Linked DNA regions of Mus musculus: all the other regions are linked to region 3. The links are chromatin loops, found by intact Hi-C in ENCODE. Cell type or tissue: heart. All regions are shown on one strand. Each heading gives the region's core, and the rest is flanking DNA. Links, peaks and the distances in the headings are about the cores only. Region 1 overlaps Gm35438 (a long non-coding RNA gene). Region 2 overlaps Gm35438 (a long non-coding RNA gene). Region 3 holds the start of Gm35438 (a long non-coding RNA gene).

The links. Hi-C counts contacts between places; a loop is a spot of excess contacts. Peaks named below come from ENCODE experiments on the same cell type or tissue, not always from the same donor. Only the 100,000 strongest peaks of a DNase experiment are listed, where the experiment ranks them.
Region 1: it touches region 3 in a loop (5-fold over the local background); 3 of 42 quality-filtered maps call a loop at or near these places.
Region 2: a loop joins it to region 3, with 2.3 times the contacts of the local background. A loop is called at or near these places in 3 of 42 quality-filtered maps.

The regions. Positions count from the first base shown.
Region 1 is chr19:27,175,042-27,182,907 of GRCm38, reverse strand. The region is part of intron 4 of Gm35438 (a long non-coding RNA gene); the gene reads left to right. Among named protein-coding and RNA genes, the nearest start is that of Vldlr, 38 kb to the left of the region's middle. In heart, for the core only: no CTCF peak of the experiment used is centred there; a DNase peak (open chromatin) is centred at 6,137.
Region 2 is chr19:27,258,988-27,266,853 of GRCm38, reverse strand. It overlaps Gm35438 (a long non-coding RNA gene), which reads left to right. Exons shown (of 8, transcript XR_003952921.1): 3 at 4,476-4,625. Among named protein-coding and RNA genes, the nearest start is that of Vldlr, 46 kb to the right of the region's middle. In heart, for the core only: no CTCF peak of the experiment used is centred there; no DNase peak of the experiment used is centred there.
Region 3 is chr19:27,309,112-27,316,977 of GRCm38, reverse strand. It overlaps Gm35438 (a long non-coding RNA gene), which reads left to right and starts at 280. Exons shown (of 8, transcript XR_003952921.1): 1 at 280-364; 2 at 2,294-2,456. Gm35268 (a long non-coding RNA gene) reads right to left here and starts at 4,103. Exons shown (of 4, transcript XR_386629.3): 1 at 3,898-4,103; 2 at 206-417. In heart, for the core only: no CTCF peak of the experiment used is centred there; DNase peaks (open chromatin) are centred at 4,207 and 4,527.

The sequences.
Region 1 (7,866 bases), core at 1,548-6,547, 130 kb after region 3:
TCAAAGAGGACGTTGGTGGTAAGTTTGAGCATGAGAGTCCAGGAGAAAAGTCAAGATATTTCCATCACTGTTTTGCCTACCACCAGGTCTATCAGCTCTGTCCCCACTGTGGGGGTTCAGCTCTTAACTGAGCACCTGCCATCCAGAAGGTAATAAGACCGTTGTCTCACTTTTATCTCCTCTGGGTGGAACAGGTTTCCTATTACCGATAACTTGTGGGGTATCTTACTTTTGAAGAGTAAAATGCAGGCATGACCTGGTGATCCATTGAACTGGCACATTGTGATTCTAACTAGAAAGTACACCATGCTCCTGAGTATTCCCAGAAGTCAGAGCACTGAATTCTAAAGCAGTGTGGGTAGCCCATAACTGGCCAGCTGACATGTCTGTACCCTGCACATCTCCTTTTAGGTGCTTAGAGACCCTTGTGTTATGAACATTCACTGTCCTATCTGAGGCAGTATGCTACCAAGCACAGTTGAGAGGCTTATACTATATAAGAGGAATAAAGCAGACAGTGTTCCCTGAAACCATCTCAGAAGTGGTTTACCTCCATACTCTTTACTGACCTTCGCAGTCTTGTTGGGAGATGCCCTGATCACAACAGCATATTCCTTTTTTTTTTTTTAAGATTTATTTATTTATTATATGTAAATACACTGTAGCTGTCTTCAGACACTCCAGAAGAGGGCATCAGATCTTGTTACAGATGGTTGTGAGCTACCATGTGGTTGCTGGGATTTGAACTCTGGACCTTTGGAAGAACAGTCGGGTGCTCTTACCCACTCAGCCATCTCTCCAGCCCAGCATATTCCTTTTGACTTAATAATTCTTCTGTCTCCCTTCATCAGTTCTTCTTAACTTGACCCTACCTTAAAGATCTACTGTGGTTACTCACTCACTGCTGGGATTTTGCTATAGTTCGCAAGTCTGTTTGCAGGGGAGAGTCCCTATCATCCCCAGGAAGAATATTATTTTGACAAGGGATGAAGGCAACTACCCATGAGAAATCACAAAGACACGTGTTACTTGTCAAACTAAATGATTTACAGGAGAATGTCAAAGAAACTGAATAAGGGAAGGACCTTAAATTTCCATATCTTAGGGTGGGAAGACATAGTGGAGACAAGTAAGTCAGGCTATGAGGAAAGTGTGGCAGAAGGGTCCAGGTCTGATCCAGTTCACAGAGGATCAAAGACTTGAACTAGGAAATTCTAGAAAAGAAAAGATTTGTTCACTAACTCCATGTAAAGTTAACCTTTGAAATTATTTCCAGTCCAACTAACAACACATATGAGTAGCTAGGTCACTCTTGGGCACATTTTGGAAGATCTTCAAAGTTTGGAAACACTTTCAAACTATTTGATGTTGTGGCATTTTCAAATTCACTTAACGTGTTTAAGCTTGCTGGTCCATAAGCTTGCACCTCAAGGGAAATTACCATGTCAGTCACTGCGAACATGCTCTGTCTTTACCAGTGTTGCTCACAGACAGTTGATTGAAAGCTGTACAAAGAATAATAGTCAAATGGCAACTGAGCTATTACATAATTTTTCAGAGTCTAAAGAAACAAGACGGTTAGTATGATAAGTTGCTTTTTCTGAGCTTGGATGTTCCTTGTACATTGGGGGCAAGGCAGACTATTGAAACAAGTTAGGAGATGGGAGCATGGAGACTCATTACTCAGGTATGGATTATTTGTAGCTATTTATATGGGCTGGGAGGTTTTGCTCAAGGCCAGTGCTATAGAATCCACACCTGTTTCTCTACTCAGTGTGTGAAGTCTTGACGTGGTAAATGGAGAAATCGTTGAGTCGGGATGCAAATCGGAGTTCAAGTCCTCTTGTAGCTGTTTGTTATAGGACAGAGAGCAAGACTTTTTATGTCCTCCTTCCTTATCCATACGTTAGGGAGAATAATACACTCTCTTTGACTAGATTGTGGAGATGGCTTAGGTGTGAGTGCTTACAAATGTGTGACAGTTGTAGCCTCTATCTTACACAAACATCTGCTAGCTGTCCTAACCGATGTGAGCCCGTGCTTGGGCAGGTTATAAATGTTCCTGGGAGGGAACTATGCCTCTGGATGGGGACCTTGTGGCAATTTCCTTGAGTATTTCCTTCCTGGCTTGTCTTTTACTTCTTTCTCCCTCTCTGATTGCCACTCCTAAGGTTTTGGCACCCGGCCCCTAGGGTATTTATTTGTATTCATTACACACACTCCCCACGTGACTCCCTCGGCTCTGTGCCAAAGGTGGAAATCGAAATCAGTAAAAGCTTCCTTTATTTGCGTTATAACTAACTTTCATTTCTTTCCTTCCCTTGCCGACATCCGGGAACCCTCCTAATGTATACAATGCATTAAGAGCCCATGAAATAACACGTCTTCTGCAAAACTCACTTTCCTCTTCCTGGGGCCTTATTAGCAATCGGTGATGTTAAAATCGTCCCTCCTTAGCAGGACTCATGAGATGATCCTTGACCCCATTCTGTAAGGTGCCTGGTCTTGAACATTTTGCTAAAATTCGTAGAAAAACTTCTTCAAGGGAAGAAGGTCCCTTGTACCCCTCAAACTCCCCTTACTCACAACAAACGCCAACAAGGCCAAAACCTGGCCAAGCATCACGTTACTTACTCTGAAAATAAAAGTCTCTTGCAGTTTATCCGTACTTTGTCACCCAGTCCCAGCAATAGTGGGCTTGATGGCCTGCATGCTAACTAGTTTGTTATTCTAGAGGTTGCATTTGCCACACGGCTCCTGTGCTCCCAAGTACTCATAAATTCCCATGAAAAGCAAACAACTAAAAGCATATTTTTTAAATATCCCTGAAGACAAAATAAATGCTAGCAACCCATATCTGTTGATAGTCCCCCTTCAAGTATTCTATCCACCTAGACCATGCCCTCCTATATTCTCAGAGGGGACTCTTTCTCCCATGAGTTTAAGAGTGCTTTAAGATCTGTAAGTTAATTCAGATGTGAGGGACACTGAAGCCTGACCTACTTAAATTCAGGCAAAACAATACAATTATGACCTGCATTGTTCATTTTTATTATGTACTTGCAACTATAACTGCCCAGTTCAGATGAAAATAATGAAATTCCAAATACCAAAATGTATTTTGGAGTTTCAATGTGGGTAATAAAGACCCTCATCACTCAAATAGTACCTGAGATGATATCAAATTGTTTCGTTTGTGCCAAGTTTGGTCATAGTTGATTGGCAGCAGTGAATGGAGGAGAAACATGAGAAGTCAGTTTGGGCTGGCATAGCAAGTACCATCTTTTAGCCACAGATATTCATTCTTCACAGTCCAGAGGCTGGAGGTCAAGATCTAGTTGCTGGCTGACTTAAGTTCTTGTAAGGGATCAGGTTCTAACTTGCAGCCCACAGCCGTCTTGCTTGGGCTTTCTTTCATGTACGAACGTGAACAGAAAGCAGGCTCTTCTCAGACGGATCTTATGAGCATCCTAAGCTAGGCATGGGGCTGACACTGTGACTTCATTCAATCCTAATTGCCTTCCAAAGGTTCCATGTGCAAACACCATAACTCTGCATCACAACCCCACTTCATGAACTTGGGGGCAACACAATTCTGCCCATAGCACCTTAATAAAACAAAGACACCAGCCTCAGTCAAAGGAGAATCGTATTTATTTTTAATTCTAGCTATTTAATGCAGAGATATATTCCTCAAAGGAAATCACTGGGTTTTGAGGACATCTTGATTACAAATGTTCATGGTTATAGATCCAAATCTCCCATGCCTTTTGTTTAAGAGTACAGAAAAAAGTGGAATCAGTTTTTAGATTATTTTTGTCATGGTTCTTGAAGTATTAGTATGTCTTCTGGTTGCAGTCAGTCATTTGAAATATCTACATAGGCGGAATGGTTTGTTTTCAGAATCTTGATAAATCTCATGTATGGACAGACATTTAATAAATATTTTCTAGGGTCAGTTCAACAGGATGTCATTTTCAAGGAATAATTTTCTTTTCAACTGAATTATGCAAGAGCTAACAATTTAACGTTGATATTTCAGCCATAAAGAACAATCTACCAGGCTCTTTGCTACCTAGAGCCAAGGTTGAAGAAAATTCATTACAGTTCTTTCTTATCCAAAATTCGGCATGTGACCAGGCTTATTGCCCTTTAATTTAAAAGGCACTAAAAGGGTTCACATTTCCATAGAAGGCAGCACTTCAGTTTGACCACAGTTCTTGCACCTTGGCAAGGACCAGTGATTTCCCAATGTGTACCCTTTTATTCTCAGCTCCTACCCTCCCTATTAATAGCCATTTGCCTGAGGTTGCAATGGCCAGATTCTCCTTATTCCTGCCCGTGTACTTGCCAAGCAGTCAGCATTCATCTCCACAATAAGGTCTATATTGCAAAAGGTCCGGGCTGCTTGAAGTCAATTGGCTCTAATTCCCTTTATCAATCCCAACAGTAGTCAGAGCCCTGCTGATGGGACCGTAATAATTAAAATTACTTGGCAGAGCCCGCTTCCTCTGGGTACTATTTGGAAAGGAACAGTGTAGGAGCCAATAAAGCCCTGAGTGAATGTGTATTGTTGATATGGGCACAGCCATATTCAGGACCCCAAATGCCTCATACCCATGGGAATGGCAAGGCCTTCTCCAGGACAGGCTCAGGGAATTTCAAATGACAAACCTTTCACCTACTTCAAGTGCCAGTGTTGATAGTGTACACAGAAACTATCAGCCATTAGCTCCCTTTTGTTTATGCTCACTACATCCAAGGACTGCTCCCCTACAGAGACCTCTTATACAGATTGGCTAAACCTGTCCCTAGTTCAATTGTACACAATACCTCCACCTCCTTATTTAGCTGTATACAATAAACCCACCACCTTTTGAGGTTATGAGTTGCTGCATTTCCATTAGAATACACACAGCCCACTCAATCCCAACTTTCCTGTATGTGTGCCTTTTCTTCATTGCCCCTGTTAGGTTTCTAGCACCAGTTCATGCAGGGTGTGGTCATGCTGACTTCTTTCTTTCTAATTCTCTTTCCATATATGCATCTATGTCTGAAAAACTCTCCCTTGACTGATGCATGCCTCCTTTAGGTATGTTAAGAAGTCTTGTCTCAGCTGGCTGGCAGTAGTGCCTAAGGTTACATTAATGTACCATGGCAGTTGTGGTTAGAGTTACTGTATCCTACTTTCAAAAGACGCTTTGGTGTGGTCCTAGTCCCTTCTGTGCTTTTGAACTGCCTCCTAGTACTGAATCTAAAATACAGGTCTAAATTACAGCTACTTCTCCAGCCTGTCTCTAGCCCAAACCTCCAATTTTGTCCATCCCAACACTGTGCTAGTAATTACGATTTCCCATCCACCCCTAGACACATAACAAAGCATTTACTAGAGCTGGAATAGTCTTCTCTTTAGAGAGGAATACCAATCCCTCCACAAAGCATCCGTCCATGGGATGTTCATGCCTCCTGGTCCTTGCCTTTAGTTCCTGGTCCTGAATTCTCTCAGAAATAAATTGAGACCAAAAAGTGCAAACAAAGAAACCTTTTTCCTTTCTAAAGCTGTTTTTGGTTACAATATTTCAACACAGTAATAGAAAAGCAGCTAGAACAAATGGGTATGTATTTCCCATGATAAACTGTGTTTTGTTACAGGGATCTTACCTGTGTATCTGGAAATGAGGAAGGATACATTAGTCTTTTCAAAATTAGAGGAGATTGAATTCCCTTATAGATGTTGTACTTGCATATAGCCATTTTCTGATCTTCCTATAGTCTCTCATATTCTCTCTTATACTTTAAATAGACTCCTTTTTAACATCTCATAGAATGTAAATTCTCTATAATTACTTGATATACTGCACTGTTTAGGAAATATTAAGCAAAGGCTGTTGTTCATGTTTAATATAGATGCACTTTTTACCCCAAATATGTTTGACCCAATGGTTGGTTGATATTGGGACCTACGGGGCAACAGTATGTGTAGTTCAGGTCCAAAGCCGCAATAGTTAAGAATAACAGTCAAATAATGAACTACAAGGAGGTACAGAATGTTAGACATTACATGTTTATGAGTTTCATCACCAGCATCCTTATCGCAGGTTTCCTGGCCTGAGTCAGGAATGCCTGGCTGGTGTTGGACATGAAAGGCACTAAAGACTGGTCAAGTGCTCACGTGTTGCCCTTTGTGGCTGTCTTGTTGGTTTTGGCAAAAAACAAAACCACAGCCTAGCTGACTGAGACAGCTGCTAACTCTTGAATGTACTTCCAGCAACTAAGGTTTCAACAGGCCCTTCTGTGTGTCTAGAAGTGGATACCCCAGTGGAGTTCACCTCTGAATAAGCAATGCCAATTTGTCTCAGTGTTGGTGTGGTTTAACTATTGTTTATATGTAAATAGTTCTCCAGTTTTAACCTAAATAGTTGCTGCCAATAAGAATGCCCTGACTAGATTCTCTTTAACTACATAAATGTGAAATACATTATATCCCAAAGTGGACACTTTTTGTTTGTTTGTTTGTTTGTTTGAGAAAAGTCCTCTCTAGGTAGCTCTGGCTAGCCTAAAATTACCTATGTAGGCCAGGCCGACCTCTAACTCACAGAGATCCACATATTGCAGCCTGGCAAGTGGTGGGATTAAAGGCCTGTGACATCATGATTAGCCATAGATGGACATTTTAAAGATCATGATGTGAACTAGTTATTGAATAAGATATAGGAAATCCATGATTGGTTGGCATATAAATTGTTTTTGTTCTTTAAAAGGACTAGTTCTAGTGGCTATTGCAACAGTGTAGGGCAAACATCTGAAGAGAGCACCTAGCCTGCTGGGGCATTGTTTTAGTTCTGTATTCCAGTTATTGGATTATATTTATTATTTTTTCCAATTTTCAAACCTATTTTTAATTTTCTGGCTCTTTAATTTTTTTCTAACTTACTGGATATTGGATTATCAACACGAAGTTTATAGTAGTTCATCTCTGTCCCAGGAAGTCATTCAGAGAACATGTTGCAGTAAACCCACATCAAGTTACCTATGACCTGCAATGTTATCATCTGACAAGAGAACCACCTCCCATGACCTCTCCCCCTGCATTTCAAGCTATAAATAGGTGCTAGGGCCCTGCCAAGTTGAGCCACTGTGGCTCACAAGGAACTGTTAGTTCCTCACAAACATCACCTAGCTTCAAATCTACTATACCACACAAGGTGACTCATGACATCTGCTCCTCTTTAAAAGGGGCTGTGAGCAGTGTCACCTCTTGGCTATCTATCATGAGAATACAATTATGAGCTCTTTTCTTTGTTGACTGCTCAGAGATGTTCTTAGGAACCAAACAGGAAATCAGGAAAATCTAATGCTAGCTTACCTACCCAAGGCAAGGAGGCAGTTAGAGTGAACTTTCTGAATGTTTTTATTGTATTTTATTTTATTTATTTACTTATTCACTGGGGAGGAGAGACAGGCCCTTACTACGCGAGTGTGGCACAGAGATCTTCCTGTCCACTCAAATGCTAAAATTAAAGACATGTGCCATCAGGCTGTTACTTAATTCTTAATATATATGGAGAGAGAGGGAAAGACAGAGAGACAGGCCAACAGAAGTGAGTTATTTGAATAAATTCGCTCACAAAACTGTGCAAAGCCAAATTTCTGGAGGACAGACCACAAATGAGCTCAGGCAATGACTTCATGTGCAAGGTTGAAGCAGGATGTCTTTGTAGGAGACCTCTGACTCTGGTCTTGACACTTTTCATGGATTCTGCAAGACCCACCCACAAATCCACCTACAGACTCACTCACAGACTCACCCATTTGCCCACCTACAGAGCCACCCACAGATCCACACACAGACTCACCTCACAGACC
Region 2 (7,866 bases), core at 1,705-6,704, 51 kb after region 3:
TAGTGGGTGAGTTCTTGAATCCTTGTGTCAGGCATGTCCAACTCAGTTGTCCATTGAAGCCTTTCTCCAAATCTTGCCATTCAAAGGCAAATAGAGGCTGGCTTTTAGGTGCCAGAGGCAGGCTACAAAGCCATTCAGTGGCTGAAGCTTCCAAGGGATGTCAGAGGCAGCTTGGTTAATAAAAGCCATGTTCACAGCTGACTGGTATGCTCTAGCTTCTGGGTCAAAAGGAGTGTAGGTCCTATAGGCTTCAAAAAGTCTTTCTAGATGTTCCCTCGGGCTCTCATTCTTTCCCTGTATCACCTGGCTGACCTTAGATAAATTTGTGGGTCACCTGGCAGCCTCTCAGAGGTCCCCCATCAGAATCTGGTGGTTGACCCAGAGACTTTCCCTACTCTCAGCAGTGTAAAAATCCCAGACATGTCAACTCAAAGGAAAGGCTACATCAATATCAGCCTGGACTTGAGTGGACAGCCCATTTGTTCCTGGAACCAATTTCTGGATAGCTCCCACAATCCCCCCCCCCTCTCTCTCTCCTCTGACATGAAGAGGAACTGGAGCAACTGCTGACAGTCATCCCAGGTGGGCAGGTGAGTCTGCATGATTGAATCTAGAAGACCTGTGAGAGCTGATGGTCTTTCTAAAAATGGGGTATTCTGCAACTTTTAATTGTAAAGATCATTACTGGCGAACAGCACATATGCCATGAACTGTCTCCCCTGAGCATCTAGGGGTCCTGTAGCCTGGAGGAGTAAGGCCATAGTAGAGTCTGTCTTCTGGGTAGTATGGGCCCAAATGTGAGGTGAATTCCAAGTGGAGTCAGGGGAGTCAGGGGCTGCTCTTCCCTCTGCTTGTGCTGGCTGGGCACATGCAGTGGCAGTAGCAGCAGGAACATAAGGTAGGTGACAGAGATCCTCCCTGGGAGCAGAGGCAGGGGGATGAAGATGACCTTTTAAGAAGAAGAAGGGTGGGGAAAGAGAGGCTGGTGACAAAAAAAGGTCTCATCCAAACAGGGAGCTTCTCAACCAGATATTGCCACGTGGTGATATGTGACACTTGGTCTGGGTGACCCCAGACCTCATATACTTAATCTTTACCCTGTAAATGATGGGAATATAGAAAGTTCCCTCCTCAGGCCATCCTACTTTATAGGTGGGCCATTCATTCCTGCAGAAGACAGTTAGTTTGCGGAGAGGAACAACCAGACCAAAGTCTTCCGGGACTCTGCAAATGTCCTTAAAATGTCTCAGGACCGGGTGCTTTGTGCCTATTCCATCCCAGGAATCAAAGAAAAGTTTGTAGGAGAGGACAAAAAAGCAGAAACAGAACTCACACAGACAGATACATTCCCAGGGGAGGGGTGTGGGGTGGGGAGGGAAAAGGCTGTCTCAGGCGGTCTTAGACCTCCCTGCTCAGGGGAGGCCCACAGACCTGGTTCAGAAATCAGATGAGAACTGGCAAGTTCTCCTGCCTCTAGTAAGGGGTCTGGAGTGTCCTCCATTGCCCCTGGCCAGGTGACGAAATATTGTCTGCCCTGTCCCTCTCAGCCTCCAGATTAAATCTGAAACAGAAACACAGAGATGATGAAAGCCAACTTACCAGTCAGAAAAACACTCCACTCTTTGGGTCAGGGCAGTCTCCAGTGAATCCCAGATGAGCTCCCAAATCTAAGGGTCCACGATTTGCTGAAGAATGATATCCCAGACTCAAATAGTATGCAAAAGCAAAGAGTGTTTTATTTGCAGAAGTCCAGCATGCTGGGGTCTACCACCTTTCAAGATGGAGGTGCCCTAGTGAGCTTGCAGGCCCAATTTAAAGAACATTATGGAAATTCTGGGATAGGGTAGGTGGCCTCTATTGTAATCTTTTGGCTCTATCCCTAGAGACATTCCAGAACCTTTGCTGGTATGGGGGATGGGGGGATGGCAACTGTTGCTGAGTAAGTCTGGAAACTGCTGCTGACCCACTGGCCTTGCCTCAGGTCAGGTGGCAGGGCATGGACTTGCCTGGACTTGCCCAGTTCTTGGAAACAGAGATTTAGGCCTAGTCTCCTGAACTGCCAATTTGAATCCTGTCATGGAGTCAGCTTAGCCTCTCTCAATAATTTTAGGGTTGGGGGGTGGGGGGTCACCACACCAAGAGGAGAACTGTGTTATAGGGTTGCAGCATTAGGAAGGTTGAGAACTACAGGCCATCAGAGTGGCACATAAAAGTTTTGGGTTCTTTTTAAATCTAAAACTACAGTAGGCTATACCTTTATATGAACCAGTCATCTTTTCCAGCTTTGGAGGCTTCAGTTATATAAGAAAGAATGATGAGCAATCCATGGGGACAAGCCAGTAAGCAGCATTGCTCCATGGTCTGTGCTTCAGTTGTCTTCAGGTTCCTGCCTTGAGCTTCTGCCTCTAAGTGTCTGCCCTGCTTGAGTTCCTGCCCTGGCTTCCTTTCATGATGGACTGTAAGCTATAAGTCAAAATATACCCCCCCCCCTTTCCCCAAGTTGTTTTTGATCATGGTGTTTTATTATAGCAATAGATACCAAACTAAAATAGTTCCTCTGAATTGCTTCCTTTGAAGTGGTTAAAACGACACCTTTTATGTTATGTGTGTCCTGCCATAGTTTAAAAAGGTAAGGCATAATATCAGATCCTATATAGATGAGCTCAGGGAATGGAAGGAAAGGTCTCTCAGAGACAAAGGTCTCTGATTTTCTTTTTCAATTCTATCATGGCATAAGACTTTGGTACAAGCATGCATACTTGGTACAAATCCATGCCCTGCACACACACCAATTGATTGGTGAGTACCTTTAGTTGATAGATTTCTTGCAGATTCCCAGCTTTCTTGTTGGTAAAATGGACCAATGAGAAATGATGATTGTCACATTATTGTGTATGTGCGATGCTTAGCATAGTGCAAAATTCAGACAGGCATAAACTAGTTAATTCATAGGCCCTCCCACCTTCTCCCCAATGACTGTATTCTCTCCCCATCCCTACACCATCTCATCTTTCCCATCATTCTTTTCTACTTGCAAATATTTGGTCCTCTGATCCAAAAGTGCCTCAGTGATAGATGATGTCCTCCCTGGCTGGCTCAGGGAGTGGATACCACGGAGATAACGGTCTGTGAACCAGGTATGTATTTGGAAAGCTGTGCAGATGTTTAAACTGAAGCCAGAGTCCAGTCTTTATGCCTGTGGTATTGCCCATGCAGCCCACACATCCCCCTCTGTCACGGTAGAGTTAGAGCCATTAGGTTTCTTAGAATGTCAGTTTTATTTTCCTTATGCCAAAGCATAAAGCAGCCCCCTCTCTTCTGTTTGCACCTGGCTTTCTTTTTTAAAGTTACTATTTTTAGAGCAGGCAATTTAAAAGTCAAAAGGTTCCACAATGATACAATGAAACCCAGCATTTACTTTCTTACTCATGCCTCTTCCCAAATGTATCTACACAGAGACAAGTATCATTAACTCTTACTGATTTTATTGCTAATAGTCTATCACACTCCATTTTCCAAATTATATAATTTTACTGTTTTGCCTTATTTTTTATTTGGTTAGATACCATCGATTGACTTATTACAATTAAATATGAGAATTTTCTCAAATTTTGTTCCCAGAGATCTGACATGTTCTTTTGGTCTCCATAGAGACCGAAAAACTAATGATACACACACACACACACACACACACACACACACACACACACACACACACACACACACGCACACACACACATACACACACAGACATTCATGTCCATTTATACACATATACAAACTCACATACAAACACATACATACAAATAGATAGGATAGATAGATAGATAGATAGATAGATTGATTGATTGATTTTGAAAAACAGATTAATGGACAATGTTGATTCCTAGCTTGCTCATCCTACTATCTATGAAAAGTCTCTGGTTTGTCTCTTTAAGATTGTATAGCTGATGATTCCTGTCAAGATTAGAGAATGATCTGTGTTATGAAAGACATCTAAAAGGTTTTCAATTTGCTGTGTGGATGAGAGTAGGTCTATATATTCCTTTACAATTCAGTATTTAAGAGAATTGGAACAAAACAGAAGCCAACAGTAGAACATAGTCCTGGTTCAGTCCTGCCCTGATGTTTGGGTGATAAAAGGATTATTTAGACAAATCTGTTACCGAGGAAAATGTTCATAATGTGAGAGAGATAATCAAGCGTTCATGTGTTTAAATGTGTATAATAATATTTTTTAAAAGAAAACTGCAAAATTGTTGTCATTATTAAATACTTTGAATTATAAGACAAAAACTGTGCTAACGAGATAAATGGCTCTTTAAATGTAAAACTAAAGAGGTGTCTTTTCAAAAAGCTTTCTCATTTGATGAAGTATAAGGAGACCACATTCTCGGTTGCATTGGCTTTCTTCCTATCTCTTGTCAGTGGTGTGACTCATAGACACTTTTGCCTTGACTCTTTGGCCAAAATAGGAGGTGAAATACAGTCTGAGCTCTGTGGCACCAAGTGACCCAACAACCCAAGGCCACTCTGTGTGGTGCAGACTAGAGACACATAAGGGGCCTGAGTCCAGGAGGTGGTTAGCATGAAGAGCGAGTGTGAACGAGCCACAGGCATCCTTGGTAAGCATTAAACTTTCATTGTATTGAGGGTCTTAGAAAAAAGAAATGTCAAGCACATGGCAGTAATTTTGAAAAATGTCATGTTGGCCCTTAAGATTGTATGTTCTCCCTGTCATTCTCTCTCCTTCCTGCTCTTTACCATTTTAATGAAGTTTCCTTACAATCTTGGATTTCAAAGGGCTTTTACTTAGTTGTCAGTTGACTTTTACAGAAAGCCTTCTCTAAGCTCTTCCTTACTCAATCCATTGACATGCCGTATTAGATTGCTTAATATTTAGCATTCCTGGACTAGCTTGGGAATTATGATTTGGTCATGGCAGATTATGTACTCTATACATTTGAATTTGATTTGCCAGCATGTTCTTTGGGAATTCTTTTCATTTGCCTTCATAAATGATGATAACCTATAAATTCGTGTAAGCAAGGATATGGATGCAAGCAATATATCAGTGTTAGAAGCAGGACAAGATTATTTCCACTCTAAGTAAAATATAGTAGGTAATCCATATTTATAATAAGAGACTGCATTGTTTATTTCTTAATAACTCATTAAATAAGTAGAGATGTATACCTGAAGAATTTTTATGTCTTTGATCATGGGGTGCATTGGCCTATTTTCTTATAATATTTCATCTAATTTTGTATCAAAATACCGTTTGCATCTTGAAATAATTTGAGAAATATCCTATAGCTTTCAATTTTCTGGAAGATATTAGGTAAGCACCATGCTACTGTTTTCTTAAGTATTTGTTGGGGATGGCTTTGAACCCCAGTCTCATGTGCAGACCCATGGTGTAAAAAACGATGGTGTCTACACAATTTGCTCAAGAAACTGAATCTAGCACTTGTAGGTAGGGAGAGAGCCTAGACACTGAAGAAAACATATTCTAATTGCCAATGTTGCTGAAGATAAAGCTTTTGGCTAACTTCGGAAGGCTTGGGGAGATCTGTTAACATAGGAGGGAACGTGACTCTCTCTGATGGAAACTGAAAGGAATGTTTTCTTCCTGGGAAGGCTATAAGAAGGCTGTCACCATGGACACTGAGGAGTGGCACCTCCTGCTTGGAGCTTCTCGTGAAGCTGAACAAATCTAGCCTGGCTTCACGCGTGCTCTATGAAGTACCAAGAATGAAATCAGGCCAGAACATTTTTAAAGAAGTCGGATTTTTCAAGGACTATCTTGGATTTCCTTTTCTTTGTATGTTTAAACAACCGTAGATGTTGAGAAATCCAAAGGACCTACTCATAACACCACTCTGCAAAGTTGCCAGCTGCCTACAACTCTGAAGATTTGTCCTATGATCAAGTACAATCTGGACTTGGTCTTCTGTTCTAGACATGGTGTTCAGGGAAATTCCTTCCACAGTGTTCATTGTATTGAAGGGAATAATACAGCAATATGTGATTGATTGCTACGGCTGCTCTCACCAAGTTGCCCTGCATTGCATCAGCTGCCAGCATAGGACAGGGCCAAATAAAAAGCTTAGTAAGGCCAATTGTAAGAATAGTGACGTGGGCTTATTTGAAGATCAAAACTACAGCATCCTGTAAATCTGTAATTGCTCTTGAAATTATCTCCTAAGATACAAGTTTTCTAAGAGTATCTTTTATGATTTTCTTCTGCCCTTTGAGTCCAACAAAACCTGTGTGTTAGTAAAGAACACATTCCTTGCTAATGCTAAGAACTGTTGCCAGGAGAAAGCCATAGTCAACATCTCTAGAAGACTTATTGGATTACAGAATAGGGCTCACTGGCACCCGTGTGAAAGTCTTGGCTTTGACAGTGTGGGTGGCGTTATTTTAACCACAGAACACCCTGCACTGTGATTCTTATTGTAAACCAAAGGTCTGTGGCATCAAACTTCAGTACGGTCTCTATTTGGGATGTGAGCCTGCCAAATGTGCACATGGCAAATGTGTTTTATTCAAACAGCTCTGGGGGGAAAGAGAGCTCACATTTGGATAGTGCGCATCTGTTTTCCCATCTGGTTCTCATAACAACTGTGTGCAGTGACTGAGTCAGAGTTTATCATTGGCTTGTTTGAAGGTGGAGAAATGGAGAGTCAGTAAGTGAAAGGAATTTACCAGAATTGTAAGGCAAGTAGGAAGCAGCTAAGATCAAAACTCGCAGCTTTCAGCCCAGACTCTCATGGTAGTACCAGTGTGGTAATTTCTTCACAATGAAAACAGACATTATAGTTAAGGGTTCAGTTTGAAAGATCAAAATAGACCCCAACCCCCCCCAAGCCACAGTGAAAGCCAACATTTCACTGCTGGAGCTAGATTTGTTAATTTCTCTCACCAGCCAGAGGGGTCTGGGTGGGTTTCCTGTAGCAGGGATGTGTCCCCTCCTGTGGAGTGGTCCTCAAATCCAATCAGAAGGCAGTTAGTGACCTTTCCCCCAACCCCGCCTGCAAAGCACTCATACCACCAATTGCACGGTAGGCATATCTTGCTGGTAGGTTAATGCTATTGCACAAAAGCTTCAAAGCTGAGTAAGACTGTGAAGGTTCTCCTCCAGCATTCTGCACAGCACCTTCTGGTTCTATGGACAATGATCGCCACGGAGGATGCTTAACAGCTCAGCTCCACCCTAATTTCTGTGTCCTTTAATGAAAATATGTTGTTTTGTCAATGTAGAATTGGAGGTTTTGTGAAATTTTCAATTGTTACACCTATATACAGGACCCCCCACAGTATGCGTCACAAAAGATACTGATTCTGTGGTTGGCTCTATCCATTTTGGTGCCATCTCAGGACTTATACATTGTATCTTAGGAGTACAGAAACACTAAAAGAAAAAATGGAGGTATTGAGATGGATGAGTCCCAACTCATATATTCATTCTAGCCTGAGGCGTGCACATCCTTAGACTTCATAGGGAGACAGCAGGAGATCCCAAGTCACTGACATTAAATGTGAGAATTTGTGTTTCAGTCATCCCTCAGTATACACCAAGCATACGTCCCAGGATCCCTGTCTGTTGAGGGCTTTTGGTGCAGTTTCTAGGAATTTGGCATTTGTCACTGGGCTTGGACAAGGAAGTAGGCTCAGATAAGAATATTAGAAGCAATGATCATGGGGCTTTTCTTACTATTTTGCTGAATTCCTACCTTATGTGATCTCTTTGCTGACTACTTTACTTAATTATGACCTTGTGTGACCCTTTGCCTTTCTACTTTGCTTAATTACTATCTCGTGTGATCGCCTTGATTACTACTTTGCTTGACTACCTTGTCT
Region 3 (7,866 bases), core at 1,175-6,174:
CAACTCAGGGCTGGGTGCTGCTAAAAGGCTGGTGACTAATAATAAGTATCATTCTTTTGAGAAAGGTCACAGTTTTCCTTGCCCTTATAATTTTTTACCTTCGATTTCTTCTAAAATGAATTTGGCAAAAGTTCACCTTACTGCCTACTTACGTAAGGACATCAAAACTATGACTGCGTCAAAATAATTTAAAGAGAACTTGTACCTGTTCTTGAGGGTTCCATGTGGGGCTGACACTGGAAGATGTTTTGGTATTTAACCATCATTTCCTCCTGAGATGGGATGCATACCAACTGGCAGTCTGGGGCGAGAGACACTGCTAAGGCTGCCGCCGAGGATCCCTGCTCATCCGGGTTTGCTCCAAGTAAGTGCATGGCTTCTCATGATGATGCAAGATTACTGAGTCCATATTCTATGCTATTAGAAAAAGGAGAAGCAAGGAAGACTTTGCAGTGAGGTTTTGAAAGGAAACCCTTGCCAGCCAGTGTCCTCCTCCGACTGGGCACTGACTTCCCCATTTAGAATGTCCATCACCTTGTTTAGATAAGAGTTTTTTGAGTTACTTGTATGGCTCTAGTAGATGCTTAAATTATACTTAAATTACTCTAGAAGTTTAGAAATGTGCATTACTTGATACTAAGCATACACACACACACACACACACACACACACACACACACACACACGCGCGCGCACGCGCACACATGCTTTAAAAACGTGTGTGTGTGTGCGTTTATGAATGATTGTGAATTTGGGCACTCATGGGCCATGACACACGCATGTGCAGATCAGAGGACAATGTTTTGGAATTGGTTCTCTTCTTCTACGGTGGCTTGTAGGAACTGAACACAAGTGTCATCTCGGCTTGGCAATCACTTTTAGCGCTGAGTCATCCTGCTGTCCCTCATCCCCCTCAAAGATTTATATCTTAATAATGTGTGTATGTGTGTGCGTGCCTCTGTAAGTGGGGGCCACATGCATACAGGTGCTTAAGGATGCTATGAATTTATTCACCCCAAGCTTTCGGACCTTAACCAATCATCATGCTGAGCTGTATCTGCCTCAGATTTTAACACCAAAATACTTATTAGCTCCTTAAGCCTTCATCCGAAAACATGTCTTTCTATATGTGTATGTAAGTGTGTGTAAATACACACAGGTATACACTCGTTTATAAATTATGTACATTTTAGTGATATTTATACCTATATAGTTTTATACAAATGAGTGCATAAATACATCTAAATATATAATTCCATATATTTATCATACATACGCAATTTAAACAGACTGGTTGATGGTAAGTGGAAAATTTTATAGCTGCCGCTATATCTCAATGGCAATTAGCATTTTATTATTTTCCACGTATAGATCTACACCTATGTTTACAAGTTCATTTTTTGTTTTAAACGTTCATTTTTTGTTTTTGTTCTTTTCTGAGACAGGTTTTCTCTATGTAGCCCTTGGCTATCATGGAACTCACTATATAGATCAAGATGGCCTTGAACTCACAGAGATGTACTTGCCTCTGTCTCCCCACTGTTAGGATTAAAGGCATTGTACCATCATGCTATTTACATGTTCTTAATAAGTAGCCTGACAGTCTCTTATTTATATGTTCCATGATTATTGCAAAATATTAATTAATAAAATACCAGCACCATGACAATGCTCAGGATTATTATTTTTTTGCATGTGTAAAATTTGTACTGTAAAAACATCTTAAAATAGGCTGGAGAGAAGGCATAGCATTTGTTGCTCTTGCAGAAGACTTGGGTGTAGTTTCTTCTCTGCATGTGGTGTCTTGAAACCATCTGTGACTCCAGCTCCTGATGATCCAACACCCTCTTCTGACTTCTGAAAGCATCAGGCATACCCACTATGTACATGCGTGCATGCAGGCAAAAAACTTACACATATAAGTATTTAACACACACGTACAACTCTCTCTCTCTCTCTCTCTCTCTCTCTCTCTCTCTCTCAGACACACACACACACACACACACACACACACACACACACACACAATATACACAAAAACCCTCTGTCAAAACATAGTGAAAAGCCTCTGGCTATTATCCGAAAGGCAGAAACGCATGTGGAGGAAGTCGGGAGAACTGAACCCTGATTGCAGTTGGTTCTCACTGACCGCTGTGTGAACTTGTTGAGCAAATTATACCTTCTCAGGCCCATTTCTACATGTCACGTGATGGTGTGGGTGGAGATGACACTGAAGATCAACCTAACTTACACCAACCCTCATGCATTACGTTTTCATACCATCTTGGCTTAGGTTATTACTGTCAAGCTGTACGAGAACGCAGGCCAGATCTAGATTGTGACTGAGGAGTAGCGTGGAGCCTCGCTGGATGACTGAGTGAAGTATCAGGTCATCCATCTTCTGCATTGTTATCCAACGATACCAAGCCCACTCCTGTTCTTTGCCCTCGTCAGATGTAAGTATAGTGACAGACACCGCTTAGAATAGGTTTGTTTTTTTTTTTTTTTCCATTTGAGCAGGTCTGGTTTATGGTTCTTGGCCAGGTCATACAGATTGCATAGATTTATTTGTAATGGTACTAAGCCTGCTTTGCTGCATTTCTTTACCATTGTTTGCTATTATAAATACTATCCATATTTCATAACTAGGTGCTTATTGCTCGAAGAGGGAAGACTTATCAGTGTTCTATTAATTTATCCTGGATTAAGTCATCTTATCAAATTGAAAAAAATTTTCTTTTTAGTTTTTTTAAAATAGAATATCTAGGGTTCTCAAAAATAAAATAAAATCATCATCAAGTCAAGAGTTTGATATTTCCTAATGAATGTGCAGACCCTTTCCTTTCCTTTTGACTTTGCTTATAGCTCTAAGACAGCAGCGAAGAGAAAATTAAGAAGGAACATGAGTAAGAAATCTGTAAAATAATAAAAACAATGTTTGTTGCCTTCAGGGGGTTCTGATTTTTTTTTCCTTTAAAGATTTATTTATTGGGTCTTTGAACAAGAAAGTTTTTTCCTACTCTTCATCGCCTCCTTATGCTTGTGTATCTGTCATTTATATTCTTTGAGTAGGACAGATAAATGTGAAAGTGTTTTAAAAGTTCTCAGCATATTGCCAAATTACTCAGTAAAAAGCTATGCCAATATAAAACCCCGCAAATATTACATATGTTAAAAGTAAAACAAAACACCACCATCATCATCACCACCACCACCACCATCATCATCATCCTAAAAATACTTATATTCTACATTTCACCAATAGTTTAGCCTAAACTTATCTCTTATTTTCCTAATAGTAAAAGCAAGCAGCTGCACAGTGCTTATTAAGTTTCAGGTACTCTTCAAAGACTCATTTACATTAGCTTACTTAGAGACTGTCCGAGCGAGGTTCTAAAGCTACCCTCAGGTTCCAGGAGAACAACTGTGGCATGGGGAGATTAAACAAGTCACCTGGAGTCTCTCCACAAGTGACTTAGCTATAATGTGAACACAGGCATTCCGGTTATATTGTATCATGTTGTATCAGACAGGGTCCTCCAGAGGCACAGAATGATAGGAGGTATATATAGTATATAGTATTCTGAGATTTGTTTTCACAAGCGCAACAATGGTTGTCAACATGCTGGAGGGTTGGGGAACATGGTAGCTGCTCCATCCACAAAGCTGGAATCCTCTGCAGTGCCACCCTGCCTCTCTGTAAGCCTGGAAGATCCCTGGAGAGTCATTCGTGCTGAGCCCACGTTGGAAGGCACAGGGAGTCTGCAGCTGATGTGGGTGGAGTGTGCCAAGTGCAGTGACAGACAGATAAGCAGCTGATGCAATGATAGACAGATATACTCATAAAGAGCAAGGCAGGCATATGCAGACTGCTGAGACATTCTTATATTGGCTCACCTCCTAGAAGATGAAATCCCACTTTGAGATCCCATCTTCACTTTATCCTCTCTGGAAACACACTTGCAGGTGTGCCTCCCAGATGATTCTAAGTCCTGGCAGATTGACAAGAGCAATCACCAATAACTTCCTTTTATAGCCAATAGATGTTTGGTGTTCGCTATAGAGCAAGAGTCACAATTAGTCACCACAGCCACCTTCTCAAGTGTCATCGACGTTCCGGCACTTTGCATGCTGTGGCACATGATGTACATTTGCTGCTCAGTGAGAACATTGGTCTGCTGCTGGCTTGCGCAATGGTTGATCCTCATGTGCCCTCGGAGTTTCACGGTGTCCTTGGGTTGTAGCTAGTGCGTGACATAGTGTCTGATTTGCAAGGGGTGACTTGTGGTTATTGCTCAGATTTAGTAAGGACCACACTTACATCCACACTGAACAAGAAATGATCTGGAAGTGGATATTAGGAAAGGGAAAAGCTCAGATAGGAGCAACATTATTTACTCGTTTACTTACTGGAGAAAGTATTATTGCTTTGTAGCTGAACTGGCTCGGCATCCCAAGTGCTGGAGTTACAAGTGTGCAGCAGCATGGCCAGCTTCAATCTTCTTTATTTAGTCTTGCAGTGTGGGTGATGAGATCCAGAGGCTGACACATGCTACAGATCTACTGCATCTGTATACTGAGCACGATAGTGTCCCCAGCCTCCAGCACAACTTTAATTACATAATATATAGCTGATATTTAAAATGGTTAACTGACTGTGTAGGTTGTACACAATTCCTTTCATGGACAAGCCATAAACACTTTCCACTTGGATGCATCGCTAGTAAGTGGTCAGTGGGGTCAATTGAAAGTTAGGGTATTTACTCCCAGAGGGATATGTGTGTGCATGCACCTGTGCATGTGTGCGTGTGTATGTGTGTGCCTTTGTATTGTGTAGAAAAAAATTTTTGAGTGTCGTCCTCAAGTTCAGTCTGTCTTCTTTTTTAAAGATAGTATTTCTCACTTGACCTAGAATTTACCAAGTAATCTTCAGGGACCCCTTTGTCCTGGTTGTGGGAGCTTAAGGGAGCCTCTGGCTATAAAAATCATTTAGATTACCAGGTATCTCTCGTCACGGTTAGAGGAGCTTGATGTGGCCTGGCCCAGCAGATAACGTGGATCACTAGGCTCTTCATAACTTCCAATTCTCAGATTTCTGGATGGAAGAACAGTTTTTTCCCATCTTTTTCATTGGAAAGACAATCCTGTGTGCTTAACATTTCTGGGTTCTCTGGAGATCTGTGAGTACAAGGACCTCCGTGTTCTGCTCCCAACAGTGGTCTAGGCTGGCTGGCTCAGAAGTCCAACAGAAGTCTAGACTAGCTGGCTAGAAAACCCCCAAAGCTATTCTTCACAGTACTGGAGCAGGGATTTTGACCATGTACCACAATGCCTGGGTGCTTTTCAGTATCTTTTCTGGGATCAAATTCAGGTGGTTATGATCCCAAGGCAGGTACCTTACAAACTCAGGTCCTCCTGCGTACAGGGCAAGCACTTTATGGGCTGAGTCATCTCCTTGGTCCATTTCCAGAGTCATAATCTCCATGTCACACTTCCTCGGGGACAACTCAGAAGTCAGTTCCTGACAAATGCCAACTGTGGGAAAGAGCAACTAGCAAATTCCCATTTGGGTTTTCTGGTTTGAAGTCCATTTCTAATGAGTTAATTTAGATATGCAGATATTCCTTGGCTCTATCAAATATTAAAGTTAATTTATGCTTTTCGTATTGTGTTTGCTTCGAAATACATCACTTCTCTGTCCGTCATTCTATTTATCCCACCAACAGTGTGTATTAAATCTTTATGAAGACTGGCCAATTAATTGTACCAAGAGGACTTCAAATCAGAAAACCTACCTCTAAATAATGTCTTATTTTTCTGGGTGTGAGACCTGGGTACATCATGCAAGTTGTTTGAGCCTCGTGCCTCTTAGGCTAAGTAGAGGAGGCAGTTCCTAATATTGTGGGCTACACTGATGGTCAAGTGAAGGAATAAGGACAGGGAAAGTAGTTTGGAAGCTGAAATCTAGCAAGTGAGACTTATGCATGCATCCTATTTGACGGTGAGGAACCAGCCAGGTACCATTGCTCTCTCAGCTTGGGGGATAGGATGGGAATTACATCTCTCTGTGCACTTCCATTGTTGACCTTCGGTTTCCGTCTGGGTTTGATTTTCAGCCAGCGGTGACATGGGGCTGGAAATAGAAGAGCTTTGAAGGAAGCTAGCTCAAATTTCCCACTTCCTTCTCCATGCTGTCTCCTGAGGGCTGTGATAGACTTAATTGTCAGCAAAGTGCTCCCTGTGTGTTCCAGGATGTAAATTAAAGCAGTTCAGACCAAAGTCATCAGCACTTCCTTACAGAGAAATGATGTCAAAATGAGCATGCAGCTCATGGGGCTTGGTAGAACAGTGAGGTGGGCAAAGGAGTTCATGCTGTCACACTGTCCTCAGACCTCCCACTAAGAACTCGAACTTAAAGTTTGGGGCAACTTTCTATTCTGTGGTAGAAAATTGTCTCCTATGGCAATGTCTTTGAAGGCAACTGGTCCCCAGAGAAAACAATTGCACTTGTATCAACTAATGATAAGAGGAAGTCGAACAAATCCCTTCTGGTCTGTCTTTTGATATTTTCATTATCATCTGTGTACCCTACCACCACCATCAAAGTTTACTTCTAGAAGCTCATTAGAAAGCTTTCCAAGTTACCTGTGGGCTCTGTGTGCACAGAACATGCTGCACTGAGGGCAGCCATTTTCCCTTGCCTAGCAGTCTCCCCCTCACCATGACCAGTTTTGTTCTTAGTGATATGGTTGGGTTCAGTAATGTCAGTACTTGCCCGTTTTCTCACTGTCTTACATCTGTTGAAGTGAGCCTATGAAATCCCCATTTGAATGACTGATGTCCAGCATACATATAGCTCTTTGAGATGAGGGAGGACTTCTGTTTCAGCCACACTCAGGAGGTAGCAATTTCTCTAGAACCACTCGCAAAGGCTGCTGCTATCTTACCAACAATGTACAAGGGCTCCTTACCTTTCCATCCTTCTTGGTGTTCATTGTAACATCATCTCTGGTGTTTGTGATAACAGTTCTTCTGACTGGGGTGAGAAATTTGACCTCAGTGAAATTTGATTTCCATTTTCATGATGACTAAGGTTGTTGAACATTTTCCAGGTTCTTACTGACGGTCAGAATTACTACTTTTGTGAACTATCTGTTGGTTCATGTGTCAATTTACTGATTGGATCGGCTAGCTTGGGAGGGAATTTCAGACTTTACTGTTTGGAGTTCTTTGTGTTTTTAAAACAAATTCCTGTCAGATGTATAGATGGAAGATGTGTGTTTTTTGCGGTAAATCTCTTCCCAAATATTCCCCAGCAATGAAAACACAACACAGTTCATATGATTACATGCTGCGAGCCTAGATTGGGCAGATCTACCACTACACTACCATCTTCCACAGCTTATGAGACCCCTTAGAACTTGCAGTTTCTCCAGGCCATGTGCTTCTGCTCCACTTTTCTCCTTCTTCCTCCTCCTCCTCTGCATCCTCTCCCTCTTCCGTTTCCTCCTTCCTCTTCCCTCCTTCTGCTCCACCTTCTCTTTTATCTGCTCAATCATCAACTCTCCTTTATTTTACAAATTAAGGTGGGAAGCAGGTTTACAGGAAATCACCTGAGTGCTGACTCATTCCTAGTTCACAACCACTCACAGGAGAGCAGAATTAACATCAAACATAATTAGCTCCAGGGCTATCCACAACAGTGTGTTCTGTAGCCTGTTTCTTCTCTTGGCTGGTTATTTCCTCTGCTGTGCAGACTCTTTCCTGTCACACAATCCCCAGAGCCCAGCAGCTGCCACCAGTCTGGCTCAGGTGTTCACTGCTCCGAGTCATTTTCTTTGTGATCTTTGCTTTCTCTGACCCAGT